Regions from separate parts of the Mus musculus genome. Here region 2 is linked to region 1. Evidence: chromatin contacts called from ENCODE POLR2A ChIA-PET data. All regions are on one chromosome and are shown on one strand. Each heading gives the region's core, a stretch centred on a gene start or an enhancer-like site at or near the end of the contact. The rest is flanking DNA. Distances are from core to core; before and after follow the strand shown. Region 1 holds the start of Ubxn4 (UBX domain protein 4). Region 2 holds the start of Rab3gap1 (RAB3 GTPase activating protein subunit 1).

What was found. ChIA-PET counts read pairs that join two places held with the same protein, here RNA polymerase II (POLR2A).
Region 2: POLR2A ChIA-PET joins it to region 1 with 12 read pairs in embryonic stem cell. The contact joins the promoter of Rab3gap1 here to the promoter of Ubxn4 in region 1. POLR2A ChIA-PET finds 5 or more read pairs at or near these places in 2 of 5 experiments (Patski and embryonic stem cell).

Annotation. Positions count from the first base shown.
Region 1 is chr1:128,241,635-128,245,952 of GRCm38, forward strand. Ubxn4 (UBX domain protein 4) reads left to right here and starts at 2,503. Exons shown (of 13, transcript NM_026390.3): 1 at 2,503-2,918. The coding sequence starts at 2,837. Gm41949 (a long non-coding RNA gene) reads left to right here and starts at 2,925. Exons shown (of 2, transcript XR_878509.3): 1 at 2,925-3,008; 2 at 3,129-4,318.
Region 2 is chr1:127,866,450-127,870,553 of GRCm38, forward strand. It overlaps Rab3gap1 (RAB3 GTPase activating protein subunit 1), which reads left to right and starts at 2,324. Exons shown (of 24, transcript NM_178690.4): 1 at 2,324-2,380; 2 at 2,476-2,531. The coding sequence starts at 2,363.

The sequences.
Region 1 (4,318 bases), core at 1,253-3,752:
CATTTTCCAGTTAATTTAACTCAAAAAAATGATTGTTGTTAATAGTGTGTGTGTAGTAGGTGCACATGCATGCAGGTGTCCACAGAGGCCAGAGGAGCTTGTGAAATTATAGACTGTTGTGAGCCACCTAATGTAGGTACTCACAATTGAACTCAAGTCCTCTGCAAGAGCCATATGTGTGTTTGAACATGGAGCCTATCTCTACCAAGCCCCTCTGTTCATACTTAAATATGACCTTCAAGAAGCCAACTTCTCTTTATATGCCCCAGTACAGGGGAACGCCAGGGCCAAAAAGGGGGAGTGGGTGGGTAGGGGATTGGGGGGGTGGGTATGGGGGACCTTTGGGATAGCATTGAAAATGTAAACGAGGAAAATACCTAATAAAAAAAATTAAAAAAAAAAAAAGCCAACTTCTAGGCCAGGCAGTGGTGGTGTATGCCTTTAATCCCAGCACTTGGGAGGCTGAGGCAGACCGATTTCTGAGTTCGAGGCCAGCCTGGTCTACAAAGTTGAGTTCCAGGACAGCCAGGGCTATACAGAGAATCCCTATTTCGAAAAACTAAAAAAAAAAAGGAAGAAGCCAACTTTTTCAGCCCTTCATGAGGCATTCCTGGTGAACTATAATTAATGACTTGGTGTAAGTTAAAACATTCTGTAGTTCCTCTTCTCTGCCATTTATTACAGTGGCAATTACAGGAGTAATTGCCCTATTTATTGCTTAATGTTTTACTGCTGGCCAGAGGAATGTAATCCTTGAGGTGGTTCTTTTGTTTACTAAGACCTCAACAAATGTTTGTTCAGTGGTTAAGTTTAGAAATGATCCAGCAAAACTTTGAATTCTGAAAAGTACATGCATAATTTCCTTAAACAGGATTTGGGGCAGGCATTCAGAAACAATAGCTAACATCTGTAAAGCACTTAATTGCTACATAAGTAACAAGTACTTGCTAAACACAAGGGTCTCTGTGTGGTCACATAGCCTAAAGGGTAGGTTCCCTCCAAGGCTCCAATTGACTAGTGAGACAACTGAACTGTCAGAGAGGGAGTTGTGCTAGTAATAAATGGAGGTGCTCACGAACTGGGGTAGCTGTTTCCACGTCCTGCCACTAATGCTGCTTTGTATTAGTCACTTGTATCTGCCTTCGAAGCAGAAAAGGGATATCAAAGTAGTTAAATATATATATATATTTGAAGGAAGATAGGAGAAATTGGCCAATTTAAGCCAGATTAGATTATATTAAAGGCAGGTTTTTGGGAAACCGCTCTCGGTCGGCGAGTTCACTGGCCCCAAGGATCAAGGCCAAGGAAGTTGCCACCAGGGAGAGGGGAGCAGCTAGTGGAGGAAGATATATAGTAAGAGAGAAGGGGGGGGAGTGGGAATGGGCAAGGAGAGAGAGAGAGAGAGAGAGAGAGAGAGAGAGAGAGAGATCTGGACTGGGAAGTTCAAAGTTGGAGGCAGGGTATGGACTGAGGGATGCTGGGAGAACCTGGAGGCCAGGTCTGCTTTGGTGTGGAAAATATGCACCTCAGTCCCTTGTCCCCAAGTCCGAAACCAAACACTAGAAACTTGTGCAAATGTTTTTTCTTCCATTTTGATTTCGTATGCATCCATAAACCTTACATAGTTATTAATTTATTTTCTTACTGGCCTATACACAAGTTGATTCTACTCCATTTAGACTTTCTTTACTCTATCACTCAAGGAAACAACAGAAATATTTTCTTTACATGATATTCATACAAGTTAAGTACAGCCAGCCAAGATGGTACACGCTGGATGGTACAGGTAGGAGGATTGTCTTCACAGAATTAAAAATAAATAAGTTTTTTCAATAGCATAGCATAGTGGCTGAAGGTTTTACAATGTGATCCAGTTAGTAAATGCACATTATAGCCAAAAGCCAGCATTCTGCCACTTCGCTTACCCTTCAGATAAGGGGCCTATGTGGTACTGCGGGGTGGGAGGCGGGCGAGGAGGAACACTGTTGTACCTCTAGCCGGTCTTTTTCTTTTGTTTGTTTGGGGTTTTTGGTAAGTTGGTTGGTTGGTTTTTGTTTGTTTGTTTGTTTGTTTGTTATTCAGGGTCTCTGTACAAATCCTGACAGTCCGCGGAACTCACCTTGTAGACTAAGCTGTCCATCTCATACAGGCAGGCAGGCCTCTGCTTTCGGATTGCTGGGATTAAATGCGTGGTTTGCCACGCCCCTCTGAATCCCATCTTTTTCACAGGGTCAAATTAAATAAAAACCAAAGGCTTCGGGTCAAGCCCCGTAAAGCTTGTTTATTTGTGGAGCAGATTGCTTGCAGAAGTCAGAGGGTGACAGCAACTCGATACCTAGCATTTACTCTTACAGCGTTGATGTGCTCACTATGCTCACTCTCGCCATGCTTTGAGCCCACAGTTTACCTTTCCGCAAATTAACAAGCCTCGGAAGACTACAATTCCCAGGAAGCCTCACTGCAGGCGACGTCAACGTGCCGTAGCGGTTAGTCATCCTTCCTGATACTTCCTTCCACTTCCTGGAGTCGGAACCCGAGGCTTCGCGGGGGCGCGCACTTACGGACTTACCTAGCCGACCAGGCACCGGGGCGCGCGACCCCTGACGAGGAGTGTCGTCGTCACGTGACACAGGGGCGTACTTTTCTTGCCAAGCGCGCTCCGGTGCGCGTCCCCAGGGGGTGGCTGTCGGGCGTACGGGCTGGCTGGGTCCTCAGACCGGGGCCCGGATTAGCCGGTGGTTGCCGGGGCCACGAGGCCAAAGAACCAGGAGGGCGGGGTCGGCTGTGGCACCGCGGCGACGACACACCGAGCGAGCGCCTGGGCCTGAAGGGGACGATGCTGTGGTTCCAGGGCGCCATCCCGGCGGCCATCGCGTCTGCTAAGAGGAGCGGCGCGGTCTTCGTGGTGTTCGTGGCAGGTGACTGGGGAGAGGGCCCGAGAACGGTGGCGCTTTGATCTTGTTCTGGATTCTCGTTAGCGTCGAGTGAGCTAGGCAGGAGGAGCTAAGGTGGGCCGGGCTCAGACAGCCTAAGACCCTGTCGCCCAGTCCACTCGGTCTCTTCGGGGCCGCTCGTCTCCTGTCCGGGCCAGTACAGCTTTTTTTTTTTTTTTTTTTTTTTTTTATAAGGCTCCAGGCTTGCTCCGCTGCGGGGCCGACCCAGACGCCAAGCCTCTCCAGGCCGCGGGCGGGCCCAGTGCCACTTGGTGCTTCTGGGGTCTGTTGGGGACTCCGGCGTGACCTGTCTGCATCTGTGTGGGAAGCGCGTCCAGGCCCTGTCCCCAATCACTGAACCCTGCGAGGAGTCGCGCCCTGCAGGCCTTGGCAATCGGGTTGTCGCAGGCAGACCCCCCCCCCCAAGACCCCCAGCCCTGGTGTTCCCCTTCTTGGTCCTCTGGGATCTCCTCTTCTGGCAGCTTGGACCTTTTAATTCTTGGTGTGCGGGTGTGGTTGGGACAGGCCACTAGGCAGACAACTGGGTCTAGAAAGTTGTGAGCTGTCAAGAAAGCTGTGTCATCGGTAAGCCACAAAGAAACCACCTGATGTCTTAGAATGTTCCCGAAACATAAACTTGAGCTCACAGATGGTACTCTTTTATCATAGTACTCAGAGGGAACTGAGGTGCAATAATTACTTTATTACAAGTTGACCTTTTTTTTTTTTAACTTTTAACATAGTTTTTAAAGTACATACTCAGTCCTGATTCTTCCTCTCTTCTAACCTAAAATGTAGTTTTCCAGACATGTGCCAACTCATTTACCCCATATTGCTCTAAATCAGTTGGTTCCATAGCCTCCTGTTTTATTGCTGAAGTCTTGTATATCCGCAGTCAACCATCTGCTTCTATAGTTTTGTACATTCTTGATACATGGACCAGTTTGTGTGACAACTATTAATCTGAAGTGACAACTATTAATTTCTTCAGTCACTTGTGTTCAGTAACAGTTACTCATAATTGACCCATGGCTTTTAAGAGTTCTGTAACTTTGTTCATCTCTGTGGGAAAAAAAAAAAAACTGACATGTGAATTTGAGCATTTTAAATTTTAAATGTCTGTTTTGTTATGCTAACTTTTCAACTTGATGCTTGCTGTTAATTAGAAAAGCATAAATTACTTAGGCTATATTGAATTATACTTTAAATTAAATTAATAAATTAATCTTGTAATCCAGTAAGAATAGTAGTCACATGAAAATGGAAAGAACACGACATTGAACTCAGGTTAGAAATTGAACTCAGGTCATCTGAAAGAGCAGCTGCTCTTAACCACTGAGCTATCTCTCTAGCCGCAGTTTACAACATTTTAAACTGTGTTCCAC
Region 2 (4,104 bases), core at 1,074-3,573, 380 kb before region 1:
GCTTCTTACAGTGCCGAACCCCAGCTGCTCTTCATGACCCCCTCATGCCTTCAAAACCATGGTCAGGTTGTCACAAGAATATCCCACTATGCTGGTACCAATTTGTCTTAGTTAGGGTCTCTATTCCTGCACAAGGCATTATACCCAAGAAGCATGTTGGGGAGGAAAGGGCTTATTCAGCTTACACTTCCACTTTGCTGTTCATCACCAAAGGAAGTCAGGACTGGAACTCAAGCAAGCCAGTAAGTAACATCACTCCATGGCCTCTGCATCAGCTCCTGCTTCCTGACCTGCTTAAGTTCCAAACATAGTGGCACATGCTTTTAATCCCAGCACTCTAGAGGCAGAAGCAGGTGGGTTTCTGTGAGTTTGAGGCCAACCTTGTCTACGCAGTGAGTCCCACAAAAGCCAGAGCTACATAATAAAGAGTCTGTCTCAAAAAATTATTTAATTTAAATTTTTATGTATATAATTATTTTGTCTGCATGTGTATTTGTGCACTGTGTGCATTTCTGTTTACTATAGAAGTCAGAAGAGGGTGCTGAGTCCCCTAGAACTAGAAGTATGGAGCGTTGTATGTAGCCACGTGGATGCTGGGGACAGAGTTGGGGTCCTCTGTAACAACAGTCAGTACTCTTAACTGCTGAGCCATCTCTACAGTCCCCAACAGAATTCCAACTGCTAGTTAGCACTCCTGTCCTTCAGTGGTTTAAAAAGTAAAGCACTCATCAAATAGTATGTTCTTCTCAGAGTATATGTAACTTGTATGATGTTGTTTGGTTTTGTTTATTTTTTGTTTTGTTTTTCAAGACAAGAGTTTCTCTGTGTAACAGAGCCCTGGCTGTCCTGGTCTCACTTTGTAGGCCAGGCTTGCCTTGAATTAACAGAGATCTGCCTGCCTCTGTCTCCTGAGTGCTGGGATTAAAGGCATGCACTTCCATGCCTGGCTGCTTTTTAAAACAATAAGTTTAGTTGTATAGATTTTCTTTTCCTGGGGTTAGGAAAGGAGACAGTGGGTTTAAGGATCTTGGTCAGTGTTTATGAGTTGTAAAGTTTGAACAAGAGCTGAGGATGTAGTTCTGTTGGTAGAGCTTTTGCCTAGCATGCATGGTCCTCGCTTCTGTCTTTACCACCACACCATACAATCCAAGACGGTGCTACATGACTGCAGTCAGGATACTCAAAAGGAGGCAAGAGGATCAGAATTCCAGTTCGCTCTTCTCACCACAAGGCGTGTGAGGCTGGCTTATGAACCCTATCTCAAGAACAAAACCAAGGGCTTGAGAGATGGCTCAGTGGTTAAGAGTGCTCTTCCAAAGGTTCTGAGTTCAAATGCCAGCAATCACAAGGTGGCTCACAACCATCTGTAATGGGATCTGATGCCCTTTTCTGGTATACTCATATACATAAAATAAATATACTCATACACATTCTAGTGTAATCATATACATAAAATGAATAAATAAATCTAAAAAAAAACCCATTTGAATGAAAACTCAAAGAGGTTTTTAAATACAATTGTGACCATGCATATCTAGGGTCTTTGCCATATAGGACTACATATGCCCCAAGATATTTATGAATGTAGCCCAATACATCTGTGGATGTGAATGTCATGTAACAATTTCAAAATGTTCATCAGTTTGTTTTTGTTTTTTGTTGTTGTTGTTTTTTGTTTGTTTGGTTGTTTTTTTTCTTCCGAGACAGGGTTTTTCTGTGTAGCCCTGGCTGTCCTGGAACTCACTTTGTAGACCAGGCTGGCCTCGAACTCAGAAATCTGCCTGCCTCTGCCTCCCGAGTGCTGGGATTAAAGGTGTGTGCCACCACGCTCGGCTCATCAGCTCTTCTTGAGTCTACAAAATACTCTTATTATTTTTACTTTTAATTCTTTAAACAATACTTGTTAATTTTATTTCATGTGCATGAGTGTTTCGTCAGCATGTAAATCTGTTTGTGCAGCACGTGCATGCCTGGTGTCAGTCGAGGCCAGAAGCAGGTACAGGATCCCTTTGGACTGAAATCACAAATGGTTGTGAACTGCTATGCAGGTGCTGGAAATCGAACATAGGTCTTGTGAAAGCGCAGCGGGTAGTCTTAACTGCACAGTTATCCCTCTAGCCCCAACAGAATTTTAAAAAAAATATTACTAAACCACCTTGAAGAAGAGCGTATGCCACACTAAGATCTTTCTGTCTGGAGGAAAAAGGTCTTCCCACCTTCCAGCAGGCCCTTTGTAGGCGGGCCCGCTTCGGGGCCCCACCCACCACCCACCGAGGCCCCGCCCACGGCCACTCAGTGCCCTCCTCCTAGCTCCCTTCTTCCCGACAGCCTTCGCGCGGGGCCTGACGCTCCGCTCCGCAAGATGGCGGCGGACAGTGAGGTGAGTTCTGCGCCCTGGGTGCCTCTGTCACAGAGTTCTGCCGCCGACGTCAGTGGCCCGCAGCTTACTGTCTGTGCTCTTCTCTGTCCCCGCAGCCCGAGTCCGAAGTGTTTGAGATCACAGACTTCACCACAGCCTCGGAGTGGGAGAGGTGAGTAGTGTGTTTGGTCCTGTCTGGCCCCGGGCGGCATCACACAGGTGACGCTGGTTCGGAGGGAGACGCCCACGCTTCGTCTCTTCTTCCGCGCCACGGCAACTTTGGCTTTTTCCGCATCAATCATACAGACAGGTCAGACCAACCTTCAGACTCCGCCTTTAAAACAAGTTGTGTTGACTTCCAGATCACTTCCCTGGCACAGAAAACCATTTCCGAGGTCGTCCCCGGGTCTTATGCTTTCATGTCAATTTGCCTCAGTTGTCATCAAAGCCGTCAGCTAAGCAGCTGCTGTGTTTTCTTCCTGTGTTTATTGGAAGAGACTTTTAGCGTACCGATGACTGTTCATCTGTCATCCTCTTACCATCGTTATCCTGTCTTCGAGAAATTAAAAAATTAAAATTCTACTATTTCATACTTATAAATAGTATGTTTACATACGTCTTTGGAATGTTTTGATTCACAGCGTTACATTTTAAACTTGGTCCTGTGCCCAGACTTCCCGAGCTTGTCAAATTCAGATGAACAACTGCATTAAGGCGAACATGTTTTATCACCTGAGTGAGTTGAAAACTAAGTTTGTTGGCTTGATAGCTAGCTATTGAGGTTATTGTTGCAGTGCTTGTAGGCTTTACAAATGTGTGGCTCTCATATCAGTTGGTGGCATAGGAAGATATAAAAGATCTTTGAAATAGTAGTTTGACTTGTGTTCCCATCCCCACACTTCATCGAGTCAGTAAGACTTAACACACTAGCAAGACTTTATGAGGAAGTACTGTGTGCCCTGAACTATCCTAAGATCAGGGAAATCTATATACCTTTTAAAAACTCCAACAAATAGTTAAAATGTAAGCCAGTTGGTACTAACTACAAAGAACTAGTTAAGTAGGGAAAACGTGGACTACAAAATTGTTGGAGACATTTTTGTAGGGAAAAGATAGGAAATGCCTGCTTTGAAATTGGGGAGGGAAATGGAAGCTGGGTGACGTGGCACCTGTGTATAATAGTGACTACTGGCAAGGCTGAGGCGGATCACTTGAGCTAAGGAATTAAGACCAGCCTGAGCAATCTAAGAGGTACTGCCTTAAGAAAGGAAAGGGAAAATGGTTCAGGGTTTGGTTAAACATGAGAAGGGACTGACATTTCGAGACAAGTAAGTGAGGAATTATCACTGGGAAATAAATAAAAATGATACAGTGAGATCAGTTTCCAAAGCCAAGGCAGAGGCGTCGAGAGTTGGTGCACTTGACTAAAAACTCTCCAACTTGACTGTGCATCAGAACCTGCTGGTCTCGGTTCTCAGTGTTTCCCATTAGGTTTTAGGTCCAATCCCCAAATTTGCTTTTCTAACATGGTCCCAGGTAATACAGATGCCAGCAGGTCAGAAGACCATATTTAGAAAGCACTGCTGCTTAAAGTGGCAAGAGCTTTTGATCCTATGGTGCAAGGATTGTTTGGTTTAAGTTGTTACATTGTGGTAAAATGAAGTAAGCAGTTTACATTGATTCATAAAGTGGAACTGTAATTAGTTGGATAGAGTGAACTAGATTTAGGTAGATGAGCTTAATGT